3 separate regions of the Homo sapiens genome follow, and all the other regions are linked to region 3. Evidence: chromatin contacts called from ENCODE Hi-C or POLR2A ChIA-PET data. All regions are on one chromosome and are shown on one strand. Each heading gives the region's core, a stretch centred on a gene start or an enhancer-like site at or near the end of the contact. The rest is flanking DNA. Distances are from core to core; before and after follow the strand shown.

Region 1 (4,112 bases), core at 1,350-3,849, 520 kb before region 3:
TCAGTGAGCTATGGTTGTGCAACAGCTTGGGCAACAGGAGGAAAAATTTAAAAAGTACACATATGGCTGGGCAGGGTGGCTTGCACCCGTAATCTCAGCTACTCAGGTGGCTGAGGCAGGAGGACTGCTTGAGCCTAGGTGTTTAAGACCTGCCTGGGCAGCACAGCGAGACCATATCTCAAAACAAAATGTATGCATTGACAAACATGGTCAACAAACATCTGAATGCCTACCATGTGTCAGATACTGCTCTAAACTCTGTCCCTAAAGCAATTAACAGTAAAGAAAAGGATCTGGCTTTCAAGGAGATTATATTCTAATTAAAGTATTTATGATGAAAAACAGGCTGATGTGACAGAAAATGACTTGGTAGTAAGGAAGGCCTTTGAGAAGACTTTTAAGCAACCATCCAAATGACAAGGAGCCAGCCATGGGAAGACTGGAGGTGGGAATAAGACAGCATTCCAGAGAGAGGCAAATGAGTATGGCATATCTGAGGGAAAGTATAGCAAGCACAGGAAGGAATGGTAAATGAAGGGAGATAAGCTTTGTATGGGAGCTTTATAAACCAAGATAAAGAATCTGCAGCTGGGCGCAGCGGCTCACATCTGTAATCCCAGCACTTTGGGAGACTGAGGCGGGTGGATCACCTGAGGTCATGAGTTTAAGACCAGCCTGGCCAACATGGCGAAACCTCGTCTCTACTAAAAAATTTCAAAACTTAGCCAGGTGTGGTGGCAGGCGCCTGTAATCCCAGCTACTCAGGAGGCTGAGGCAGGAGAATTGCTTGAACCCGGGAGGTGGAGGTTGCAGTGAGCCGAGATTATGCCACTGCACTCCAGCCTGGGCGACAGAGTGAGCCTACGTATCAAAAATAATAATAATAATGATAATTTAGATTTTATTCTGTGTGTTGGAAAGCCAATGGAAGAATAAGAACTACAAACTAAGATTTTTTTTTTAACATCTCATATTATCTAAGGAAGAGCTTCCTATGTTGTGCATCTTGAGATACAAACTCCTTAGCCTTCACCTTTTAGTTACCTTTGCCATAAAATAGCTTTGTCCAGGCCCCTTACAGGGTATAACAAGTAGAAATCTAGCAAAGCACCCCATGATTTCCATAGGTGGCAAGTCATTGCTCCCTCATAGATGAGGTAACTACAACCAAGGAAGTACCCACCACCCAGGTTATCTACTCCACCACCCAGGTTATCTACTGTAGCAGCAAAGTTCAGAGAATGCTAATGCTCATCAAAGTTAAGGAACCCTTGGAGTTGTCAGAGGAGTTTATATAGTAACTACTTAAGAAGCTTAATATAGCCGGGTGCGGTGGCTCACGCCTGTAATCCCAGCACTTTGGGAGACTGAGACGGGCGGATCACGAGGTCAGGAGATCGAGACCATCCTGGCTAACATGGTGAAACCCTGTCTCTACTAAAAATACAAAAAATTAGCCGGGCGTGGTGGCGAGCGCCTGTAGTCCCAGCTACTCGGGAGGCTGAGGCAGGAGAATGGTGTGAACCTGGGAGGCGGAGATTGCAGTGAGCCGCGATTGCGCCACTGCACTCCAGCCTGGGTGACAGAGCAAGACTCCATCTCGAAAAAAAAAAAAAAAAGAAGCAGCAGCTTAATATATAGTCCAAAGTCTGGATATCTAAGCAGGCATAGTCCCAGGTGGTGGCCCTGAAACTCTGACTTTACATATATCAAATACTTCCATCCTTTTAGGCTTATGTGCCTTTTTGCTGGCATTCAAGCTAGCCACAGAATGACTGACTGAAGAAAAAGAAGAGTTGCAAGAGAAGGCTAGACAAATAGACAAGATCAAGCATGGTGGTTCACACTTGTAATCCCAGCACTTTGGGAGGCTGAGGCAGGAAGATCACTTGAGGCCCAGGAGTTTGAACAAAGCCTGGTCAACATAGTGAGACCCCCGTCTCTACAAAAGATAATTTTAAAAATTAGCCAGGCATGATGGCGTGCACCTGTAGTCCCAGCTGCTGGGGGGAGGCTGAGGCAGGAGGATCGCTTAAGCCTGGGAGGTCAAGGCTGCAGTGAGCTGTGATTGCACCACTGCAATCCAGCCTGGGCAACAGAGCAAAACTGTCTTTTAAAAAAAAAAAAAAATTGTTTCAGATGCCAGATGCTGAGACATCTAAGTGGAAACATGAAATAGAAAGTCTTTTTCAGAATAAAAAATATTCAAGTGGGGACCAGAGCTATCTCTGATTAAAATGTAATAGGCCGGGCACGTAATACCAGCACTTTGGGAGACCCAGGCGGGAGGATCACTTGAGCCCAGGAGTTTAAGACCAGCCTGGACAACACAGTGAGACCTCATCTCTATTAAAAAATAAAAAATAAAAAAAAAGTACTATTAAATCAAAGCTCTAGTGCTTAATATAGAGCCAAATTTAATCACAGGATTACACAGAAAAACATAAAATTTCTACTTTTAATACATTTCTGGTCTAAGAAAAGGTGAAATAGCCCAAACAATTATACATACACTCATTATATTTCAGGGCCTCTTGTGGCACTCTGAAACTGATTAAACCTAGAACAAAGAGCAACGCAAGGCTGACAGGAAGGAAATGATCTGCCCCTGTTGGGGCTTTCTAGGATTCAAACTTTTTTTTTTTTTTGAGATAGGAGTTTCGCTCTTGTTGCCCAGGCTAGAGTGCAATGGCACAATCTTAGCTCATTGCAACCTCCGCCTGCCGGGTTCAAGCGATTCTCCTGCCTCAGCCTCCCAAGCAGCTGGGGTTATAGGCACGCGCCGCCACACCCAGCTAATGTTTGTATTTTTAGTAGAAACGGGGTTTCACCATGTTGGTCAGGCTGGTGTCAAACTCCTGACCTCAGGTGATCCACTTGCCTCGGCCCCTCAAAGTGTTGGAATTACAGGCGTGAGCCACTGTGCCCAGCTGGATTCAAATTTGTGAAAGCAATTTTGCTACATAATCCTACCAAACCCCACTGAAACCTTTTTTTTTTTTTTTTTTTTTTTGAGACAGGGTCTGGTTCTGTCACCCAGGCTGGAGAATAGTGGCACAATCTCAGGTCACTGCAACCACCTCTACCTCCTGGGCTCAAGCCATCCTCCCATCTCAGCCTCCCAAGTGGCTGGGACTACAGGTGCGTGCCACCACATCCAGGAAATTTTTGTATTTTTTTTCTGGTAGAGACAAGCTTTTGACATGTTGCCCAAGTTGGTCTTGTACTCCTGGGCTCAAGAGATCCACTTACCTAGGCCTACCAAAGTGGTGGAATTACAGGCATGAGCCACCAGGCCTGGCCTAACAAACTTTACATGGGGGTGGAGGAGCACCAATTTTAGTATTTACCATGTGCCTGCACGTAAATGTCATTTCAATATCAATACCTATTCTGCGAAACAGGTATTACTGTCCTAATTTTTACACATAAAAAGAGAAGCGGCCGAACGTGGTGGCTCACACCTGTAATCCCAGCACTTTGGAAGTCTCAGTCAAAAGGATCAACGGGGGTCAGGAGCCAGCTTGACAAACATGGTGAAACCCTGTCTCTACTAAAAATACAAAAATTAGCCAGACATGGTGGCAGGCGCCTGTAATCCCAGCTACTCAGGAGGCTGAGGCAGGAGAATCACTGCAACCCGGGAGGCAGAGGTTGTAGTGAGCTGAGATCATGCCATTGCACTCCAGCCTGGGTGACAAGGGTGAAACTCCATCTCAAAAAAAAAAAAAAAAAAAAAGACAGAAGCTCTGTGAAATTTAAAAATTTGCCCAAGGGTCACACTGCAAAACCTGGACAGGAGAAATTATTTCAGTATTCAAATCTCAAAGTCTAGATTGAACAAAACCTTGTGTTATAGTCATAATATTACAAATATAAAATAAATCAATGTACTACTTTCTGAAAACTAAAGTCCCACAGTAAATTAAACAAAAAAATAAAAAACTATACATTATAAACCGGAAGAAAAAGGACCAGAAAAATGTCAGTCTCATCTGACACCTGGGCTACTATGAGAGGCCTCTAAACAACTGTTTTTACTCTCACTTCTCCAATCCAACCCCTCACAGCCACCAGAATTATTTTCCTAGAATAGATGTGATCATGTCATT
Region 2 (4,119 bases), core at 1,403-3,902, 590 kb before region 3:
AAATATGAACCAATATTAACATAAGATTATGGTTACTAAAACTACGTAACATGGGTGATCTGGGGTAATACATGTGGCATAAGCCTGTAATCTGGATCTCTTTTCCTGTTAGTTCATGGCCTCTTGTGATAAGTGTATCTCATGACACACTTTAATATTGCTAGTTTATTTTCTTATTAGGAATGAATGATTGCTCTCCTCTTCAATTGCCTTTAACTTATACAAAATTACATGTTTCTACTCATATTTGTTATTTATCTATGATTATATCATATATTTTGAAATAATTTTATTTAAACTCAGAAACATAATATAAATAAGAACTACTAAAATGTAGCCACCAATTAGCGTGCACACAAAGACACAGGCTCTGAACTAGGTCATTAATAAACAATATTTCTACTCTTCACAATAATCCTAGAAATGTAGATATTAATATTCTTATTTTACAGATGAAAATATTTGCCCAACATCACACTATTGAGAGCAGAAAAAGATTCAAATCCCGTCTTGACCCCAAAGTCCTTGTCTTTGCACAATGCCAGCTCTACGCAAATTTTTAACCTGGTGTGATATATTATCATGGAATAAGCAAAGCAATTCTCATTAGAGACTATCTTCTAGGGTCCAATATTAAGCTCCAATATGAAGAAAGCAGAATTAAGACTTTCAACTCCTATTTTGTACAACCTTCTATATTTTCATGACAAATATACTAATCTCAGTTGGAAACTGAGTAACTATTACCTGTATCAGTAATCTGTGGTGGGGAAAATGACCTGATCACTATAAGGCCTTGTGTTTTCTGTGGAACAGATATAAGAGGTGGTAGACTTAACACTGGCTACTGGTTAAATGATACAAAGCTTGCATCCAGGCTCTACAATTTATTATGTGCCTTAGGTGAGTCTCTAAGCCTCTTCATCATCCTATAAAATTCTGTATCACAAGGTTACCCTGAAGATTAAATGAGTGATGTGGGTGAAATCAATCAGCTGTACATGACATAGAAAGTGCTGAATTAAATGTTTTTTGAAATTCTGTAGCTACAGCATAATAAAGGTATAATAATTTGACATATTTCATTTTCCTAAAATATAAGATTGAGAAAATAATACTTGCAAGCGAAGTGCAATGGTACCTTTGGAGGAAAGGAACTAAGTTCTGAGTATTCATATTATCACTACCTTGCTACACCTCCATAATCTAAACCTTCTTCTCCTGGAAAAATCACCCACAAACGTCTTCGCAGATCTTGGGGACTGAAGCTCATTATCTAAAAAAAAATAAAGTAAAATAATTGGTGAAAAAAGCTATTGAAACACTGTCTACCACTTCTAGGTTTGACATCTCCTTCGTTATAGGTAACTGAAATCTCCCATGACACAGAAAGGTGTTCATGGTCTAGTCAAAACCACACATACAGAAAATACATTATAGTAACGTTTAATAATATTTTATTATATACATCTATATTTTTATATACCTTATACACGTGATTTTATTTATTTATTTACTTTTAGACAGTCTCTCCCTCGTTGCCCAGGCTGGAGTGCAATGGCACAATCTCGGCTTACCACACCTCCACCTCCCAGGTTCAAGCGATTCTCTTGCCTTAGCCTCCCAAGTAGCTGGAACTACAGGTGTGCGCCACCACGCCCGGCTAATTTTGTATTTTTAGTAGAGACGGGGTTTTGCCATGTTGGCCAGGCTGGTCTCAAACTCCTGACCTCAGGTGATCCACCGGCCTTGGCCTCCCAAAGTGCTGGGATTACAGACGTGAGCCATCATGCCCGGCCGTGATTTTATTTTTAATGATGCTACTATTGACTTATAATGTTGCCTGTATCAATTACTTAGAACATAGATGGGCATGGTCAGAGGTTGGGTGGGGTTTTTGTGGTTTGGTTATTAGGTTTGGTTTTGACTCATAGCCAAAGGTACACGTAACAGCTAACTGGCTAACCGAGAAATGAAAACCAGTAGCTGCAGAGAGACCCAGTTAACTTTGGAAACTCATTCTCAGCGGCAACCGATAACTACCTACAAAAACTACTCAAATTTTGTGTCCCACTATAGGTGGTTAATAGGATCATCTTCATATTTGAAGGACAGTACATTACTGAGCTACAATCAATAGGTCATTTGGTTTCCTGCCACGTAAAACAAATTATTTGACCAAAATTGTGTGTGTATAGCACTGCATATATCAATTACTCTTACAAAAAAATACAGAAGAACATGGAAAGGGAGAAGTTGATATAATGCCTATACTTTATTGAGTGATAAGAATGAATTACCACACTTAAATATCCAGAGAGGATCAGTAAGTATACCTGTTTATGCCAAGTTCTCTCAGTTCCCCCACAAAACCATCACATTTATGAATTCACATCCCACTCAAGCCAGAAAATCCCAGATGTAACAAAAAACTTCAATGCTTATGACATATGTACGTTTATGCCAAGTATTCTACAAATAGTATAGGCTAGGTATACAGCAACGCAAATGAGAAATGTCACAAGGTTAAAACTATCTTTAAATAATTCCTTTTGAGTTCCCGACCGCGGGCGATGGCTGCCGCTGGGGGCGCCCGGCTGCTGCGCGCCGCTTCTGCGGTCCTCGGCGACCCGGCCGGCCGGTGGCTGCACCACGCCGGGTCCCGCGCTGGAGCCAGCGGCCTGCTGAGGAGCCGGGGACCGGGCCGGAGCGCGGAGGCGAGCCGGCCGCTGAGCGTGTCGGCAGGGGCGCGGAGCAGCTCAGAAGATAAAGTGACAGTCCACTTTATAAACTGTGATGGTGAAACATTAACAACCAAAGGAAAAGTTGGTGATTCTCTGCTAGACGTTGTGGTTGAAAATAATCCAGATATTGATGGCTTTGGTGCATGTGAGGGAACTCTGGCTTGTTTAACCTGTCATCTCATCTTTGAAGATCACATATATGAGAAGTTAGATGCAATCACTGATGAGGAGAATCACATGCTCGATCTGGCATATGGACTAACAGATCACAGTTGGGCTGCCAAATCTGTTTGACAAAATCTATGGACAATATGACTGTTCGAGTGCCTGAAACAGTGGCTGATGCCAGACAATCCATTGATGTGGGCAAGACCTCCTGAACTAGAACAAATAGGAATATTTTCATGGAATTTTACCTATTTTTATAATTATTATTTAAGTGATAAAATGAGTACATGGATGAGTGGATTCTGTATTATGACTAGCTTTACTATTTTAATTCACCTTGTATAACTACTAAATTTTGTCATTCTTGAAAGTATGCAGCTCTGCCTCTGCCTCTGCCTGCCTCTGCCTGCCCCTGCCCCTGCCCCTGCCCCTGCCCCTGCCTCTGCCTCTCCCGTCTCCCTCTCCCCACGGTCTCGCTCTCCCTCTCTTTCCACGGTCTCCCTCTGATGCCGAGCCGAAGCTGGACTGTACTGCTGCCATCTCGGCTCACTGCAACCTCCCTGCCTGATTCTCCTGCCTCAGCCTGCCCAGTGCCTACGATTGCAGGCACGCGCCGCCACGCCTGACTGGTTTTCGTATTTTTTTGGTGGAGACGGGATTTCGATGTGTTGGCCGGGCCGGTCTCCAGCTCCTAACCGCGAGTGATCCGCCAGCCTTGGCCTCCCGAGGTGCCGGGATTGCAGACGGAGTCTCGTTCACTCAGTGCTCAATGGTGCCCAGGCTGGAGTGCAGTGGCGTGATCTCGGCTAGCTACAACCTCCACCTCCCAGCCGCCTGCCTTGGCCTCCCAAAGTGCCGAGATTGCAGCCTCTGCCCGGCCGCCACCACGTCTGGGAAGTGAGGAGCATCTCTGCCTGGCCGCCCATCGTCTGGGATGTGAGGAGCCCCTCTGCCTGGCTGCCCAGTCTGGAAAGTGAGGAGCGTCTCTGCCCGGCCGCCATCCCATCTAGGAGTGAGGAGCGCCTCTTCCCGGCCGCCATCACATCTAGGAAGTGAGGAGCGTCTCTGCCCGGCCGCCCATGGTCTGGGATGTGGGGAGCGCCTCTGCCCCGCCGCCCCGTCTGGGATGTGAGGAGCGCCTCTGCCCAGCCGCGACCCCGTCTGGGAGGTGAGGAGCATCTCTGCCCAGCCACCCCGTCTGAGAAGT
Region 3 (3,870 bases), core at 1,089-3,588:
ACAGTTCCAGAGGCAGCAAGTCCAAGACCAAGGCACCCGCAGGGTTTCCTTGGAGGCCTCCCTCCTCGGCTTTCCTCCCCATGTCCTCACACGGCCTTCCCTCTGTGCACCCTCATCCCTTGTGTTGCTTCCCCCTTTTAAAAAGGATACCAGGCCGGGCACAGTGGCTCACGCCTGTTATCCCAGCACTTTGGGAGGCCGAGATGGGTGGATCACGAGCTCAGGAGTTCAAGACCAGCCTGGCCAACATGGTGAAACCCTGTCTCTACCAAAAATACAAAAAAAAAATTAGCCGGGAGTGGTGGCACGTGCCTGTTAGTCCCAGCTACTCGGGAGACTGAGGCAGGAAAATTGCTTGAACCCCAGAGGCAGAGGTTGCAGTGAACCAAGATCGCATCACTGCACTCCAGCCTGGGAGACAGAGCAAGACTCTGTCTCAAAAACAAAACAAAACAAAACAAACAAACAAACAAACAAAAAGGACACCACTCAGATTGGATTAAGACCCAGCCCTACTGGCCTCATTTTAACTTATTCACCTCTTTAAAGACCTTATCTCCAAACACAGTGACATTCTGAGGTACTCGGGGTTAGGGCTTCAACCTATAAACTTTGGGAAGGACACAATTCATCCCATAACTGCTAAGAAAGTGGGGGTGTTTTTTTTTTTTTTTCAAAGATGGGATCTCACTATGTTGCCCAGGCTGGTCTTGAACTCCTGGCCTCAACTGATCTTCCTGCCTTGGGTTCCCAAAGTTGGCAGGGGTGAGTAGGATATTTTAGTCAAGGTGGTCAGGGAAGGCCTCTTGGAGGAAGTGTCATTTGAGCTGAGGTCTAATCAGGAGATCTGGGGAAAAGAGAGTCCAAGTAGAGGAAAGTATAAGAACAAAAGCCCTGAGGCAGGATCGAGTTTGAGGTCTCTGAGGAACAAGAAGGCCACACTGGCTGGACCTGAGGTTGGGGGTGATGGCAGGCAGGGACGGGGTCAGCAGGGCTTTGTAGGCCACGGGAAGGAGTTTGGATTTTATACAATCCTTCTCCTGCTTCACTAGAGGCCATGGGATGTGGTAAGAGGTGCTGGGACATAGTGATGAATCTGACTCATCTTCCCCATTGCCCCCCCACAGCTCTGACCCCTGCCCAGGTGCTCCCAGCCAGGCAGGCAGATAAGGAGAGGATTTAATCCACTGTGATCATTCCTGAGGCAGAGGAGGTAAGGGAGACCCTGAGGCCCAAAGTGCTAGCCCTGCCTGAACTAGTTAGGTTAGTGTCTCTGGCGGGGCTGCCAGACTCTTGATTTGAGATGAAGAAGCAGAAGCATATCCCAGGCAGAGAGACCTGTGTGGGCTAAAGCCTGGAGAAATGAAAGGGCTGCTGGTGAGCTCTGGTAGGTGGGAGATATGGGACAGGGCAGCAGCAGCACCTGCCACACAAACATCCACTACCTGGGAGCTGGCTAAGGAAATGATGGTCAAGCTGTACCAGAGAATGAAGCAGCCTTCTCTCTGCAGATACAAAAAGATCTCCAAGATGTATTAAGTGCAAAAATGAAAGTATAGAACCACGTTCCTGATAAGCTACCATTTGTATATAAAGCATGTGTGGGGGTGGTAAATATGACGACATATTTGTCCTATTTACATTTGCATAAAGAAACTGGAAGGATACACAAGGAACTAAGGCATGTGGCAGGTGATGGGGACTAGGCAGGTGAGGACGATGCAGGAGTTAGCCTTGTTTTACTGTGTGCCTTTTGAATTGTTTTTGTTTTTGTTTTTGTTTTGAGATGGAGTCTCACTCTGTCACCCAGGCTGGAGTGCAGTGGCATGTTGTCGGCTCACTTCAACCTCCACCTCCCAGATTCAAGTGATCCTGCTGCCTCAGCCTCCTGAGTAGCTGGAATTACAGGTGTGCACCATCACGCCCTGCTAAGTTTTATTTTTTTTAGTAGAGACAGGGTTTCACCATGTTGACCAGACTGGTCTCCTAACCTCAAGTGATCCACCCACCTTGGCGTCCCAAAGTGCTGGGATTATAGGCATGAGCCACCACACGCAGTCCTGAATGTAATTTTTGAAACCCATAATCATGAAACTCATTCTTAAAAATTGAAGAGCAAGAGTACAGAGGATGCGGCGCGGGAGCTGAGGTCACCAGGGCTGAGGTTGCTGTCATAGTATAAAAAGAGACATACTGCAACTGTGAGATTAACAAGAGCCATAGGACCCACTTAAGCATCTCACAGGCCGGACACCAGGTGTCACTTAGCAGTTGATACAGCCTGGCCCCAGGATTTCCAACCCTGGCCAGGGGATTTCCAGAAAACAAGACCACCTCAGCACAGATGCAACTTTCATAAACCTTGAAACAAAGCTTCCCCTTACAAGAATAGCTTAAACTTCTTTTTTGAAAGAAACACCTGGCGACTAACCTAGACTGAACCCAGGTCTAGGGAAGGGAGAAGGATCCCCCAAACTCTGAGGATGGTCTCTACACAGAGACCCTCCTGGTCAGCTGGTCCTCTGACCTCCTAAGTGTATCTGGCCCGTGTCATTGATGTCTGTCTCGTAACAGCACAGCCAAAATAAATCACTTGAGGCCGGGCACCATGGTTCATGCTTGTAACTCAGAACTTTGGGAGGCCAAGGGAGGAAGATGGGTTAAGGCCAGGAGTTCAAGACCAGCCTGGGCAACACAGCAAGATCCCATCTTTTTTTTTTTTAAGAAAAGGATAAACCGTTTGAGCATCAGGCAGTGTCTAAGACTCATCTTTGACACGAATCAAACCAAAGGAGAGAAATCGCTCGTGGGGAAGCTGGTCACCTAGGACCACCCGAACACAACAGCTGCTTATGATTTGGGCAGTAGGGAGCCATGGAAGGATTTAAAGGTAGGGAGGAGGTGTGTGACGTGATCAGACTTGTGAGCAGCCAGTGCGGAGAGTGGTTCACAGGGGGCAGCATGGAGGAGGCAGGTGTGACCATCCAGCTAGTGCCTGGCCTCTGATCTAGGGCAGAGACAAGGAGGTGGGGTGGGGAGCAGAGCGTTGGAGGGGGAAGGGACAGTAGAAGGCAGAGCTAACGAGGCTCCACTGCCAGGCAGGGATGCTAACCAGCTCCTTCCCCTCGGAAAAGAGGTGGATGTCAAATCTTGAGCCCCGCCCAGCCACACTGGCCCCTGATAAATCCCCTCTGGCCAGTCATTACTCTTCTCACGTGCAGCCCCCTAATTGCCCAGAGATGAAGTGTCTGAGGCTGCCCTCTTGCCATGGCAGACAAATGCCTGTTTGAGCAGAAGCCGGAGGGAACAGGACAGATGGGGTCCTGTTCAGCTTCCCTGCTCCCAGATCCCGGGCCTCGCTGCTCCTGTGGGCTTTGGGAAACCAACAAGGGTTTGTGTTTAATGAGGCTGCCTGCTCATCCATCACGCAAGGCCAGTGCCTTGACGACAGCAACCACCAAAGATGAGGGCCAGGCCAGGGTCCCTGAATCAGAGCAGGGTGAGGGTGGGGCAGGCTCAGTGCAATCGAATCCAGGCTGTGTAAATCACCACACCTCTCCAGGCTGTGATTTCCTCACCAAAATGGGGATCATGTTTTATGTGGCAGACATTGCATGTTAACAACTCTACACCCACTTGCTCTACTTCTTTAGGAGGAGAATCACATTTGTTTTCAGGATGGGGAGGAAAGGTACCACTGAAAAAACTCACTCTTCCCGCTTCCCTTGGAGCAGAGGCCACTATGTGGCAAGAGATAACACATAAGGCCGGGCGCGTTGGCTTGTGGCTGTAGTTTCAACACTTTTGTAGGCAGACGCAGGAGGATCGCTTGAGCTCAGGAGTTTGAGACCAGCCTGGGCAACATAGCGT

Evidence for each region. Hi-C counts contacts between places; a loop is a spot of excess contacts on that map. ChIA-PET counts read pairs that join two places held with the same protein, here RNA polymerase II (POLR2A). Pooled maps may share reads with other maps.
Region 1: a loop to region 3 is called in a pooled map, with 3 times the contacts of the local background. The contact joins two enhancer-like sites. A Hi-C loop is called at or near these places in 2 of 37 single-sample maps with no recorded cell type and 3 of 50 pooled maps.
Region 2: a loop to region 3 is called in a pooled map, with 2.3 times the contacts of the local background. The contact joins two enhancer-like sites. A Hi-C loop is called at or near these places in 1 of 50 pooled maps. POLR2A ChIA-PET finds 5 or more read pairs at or near these places in 2 of 52 experiments (AG04450 and GM12878).

Annotation. Positions count from the first base shown.
Region 1 is chr20:34,404,043-34,408,154 of GRCh38, reverse strand. All of the region lies in intron 3 of ITCH (itchy E3 ubiquitin protein ligase), which reads right to left. Among named protein-coding and RNA genes, the nearest start is that of ITCH, 43 kb to the right of the region's middle. Within about 2 kb of position 2,599, at least 6 of the 41 ENCODE cell types and tissues checked have a DNase peak (open chromatin) inside an H3K27ac peak, as active enhancers do.
Region 2 is chr20:34,474,929-34,479,047 of GRCh38, reverse strand. It overlaps ITCH (itchy E3 ubiquitin protein ligase), which reads right to left. Exons shown (of 25, transcript NM_031483.7): 17 at 1,188-1,276. It also overlaps the pseudogene FDX1P1. Among named protein-coding and RNA genes, the nearest start is that of MIR644A, 11 kb to the right of the region's middle. RefSeq lists an enhancer at 4,016-4,119. Within about 2 kb of position 2,652, at least 3 of the 41 ENCODE cell types and tissues checked have a DNase peak (open chromatin) inside an H3K27ac peak, as active enhancers do.
Region 3 is chr20:33,881,744-33,885,613 of GRCh38, reverse strand. No RefSeq gene overlaps it. Among named protein-coding and RNA genes, the nearest start is that of CHMP4B, 72 kb to the right of the region's middle. RefSeq lists enhancers at 1,852-2,111, 2,292-2,411. Within about 2 kb of position 2,338, at least 2 of the 41 ENCODE cell types and tissues checked have a DNase peak (open chromatin) inside an H3K27ac peak, as active enhancers do.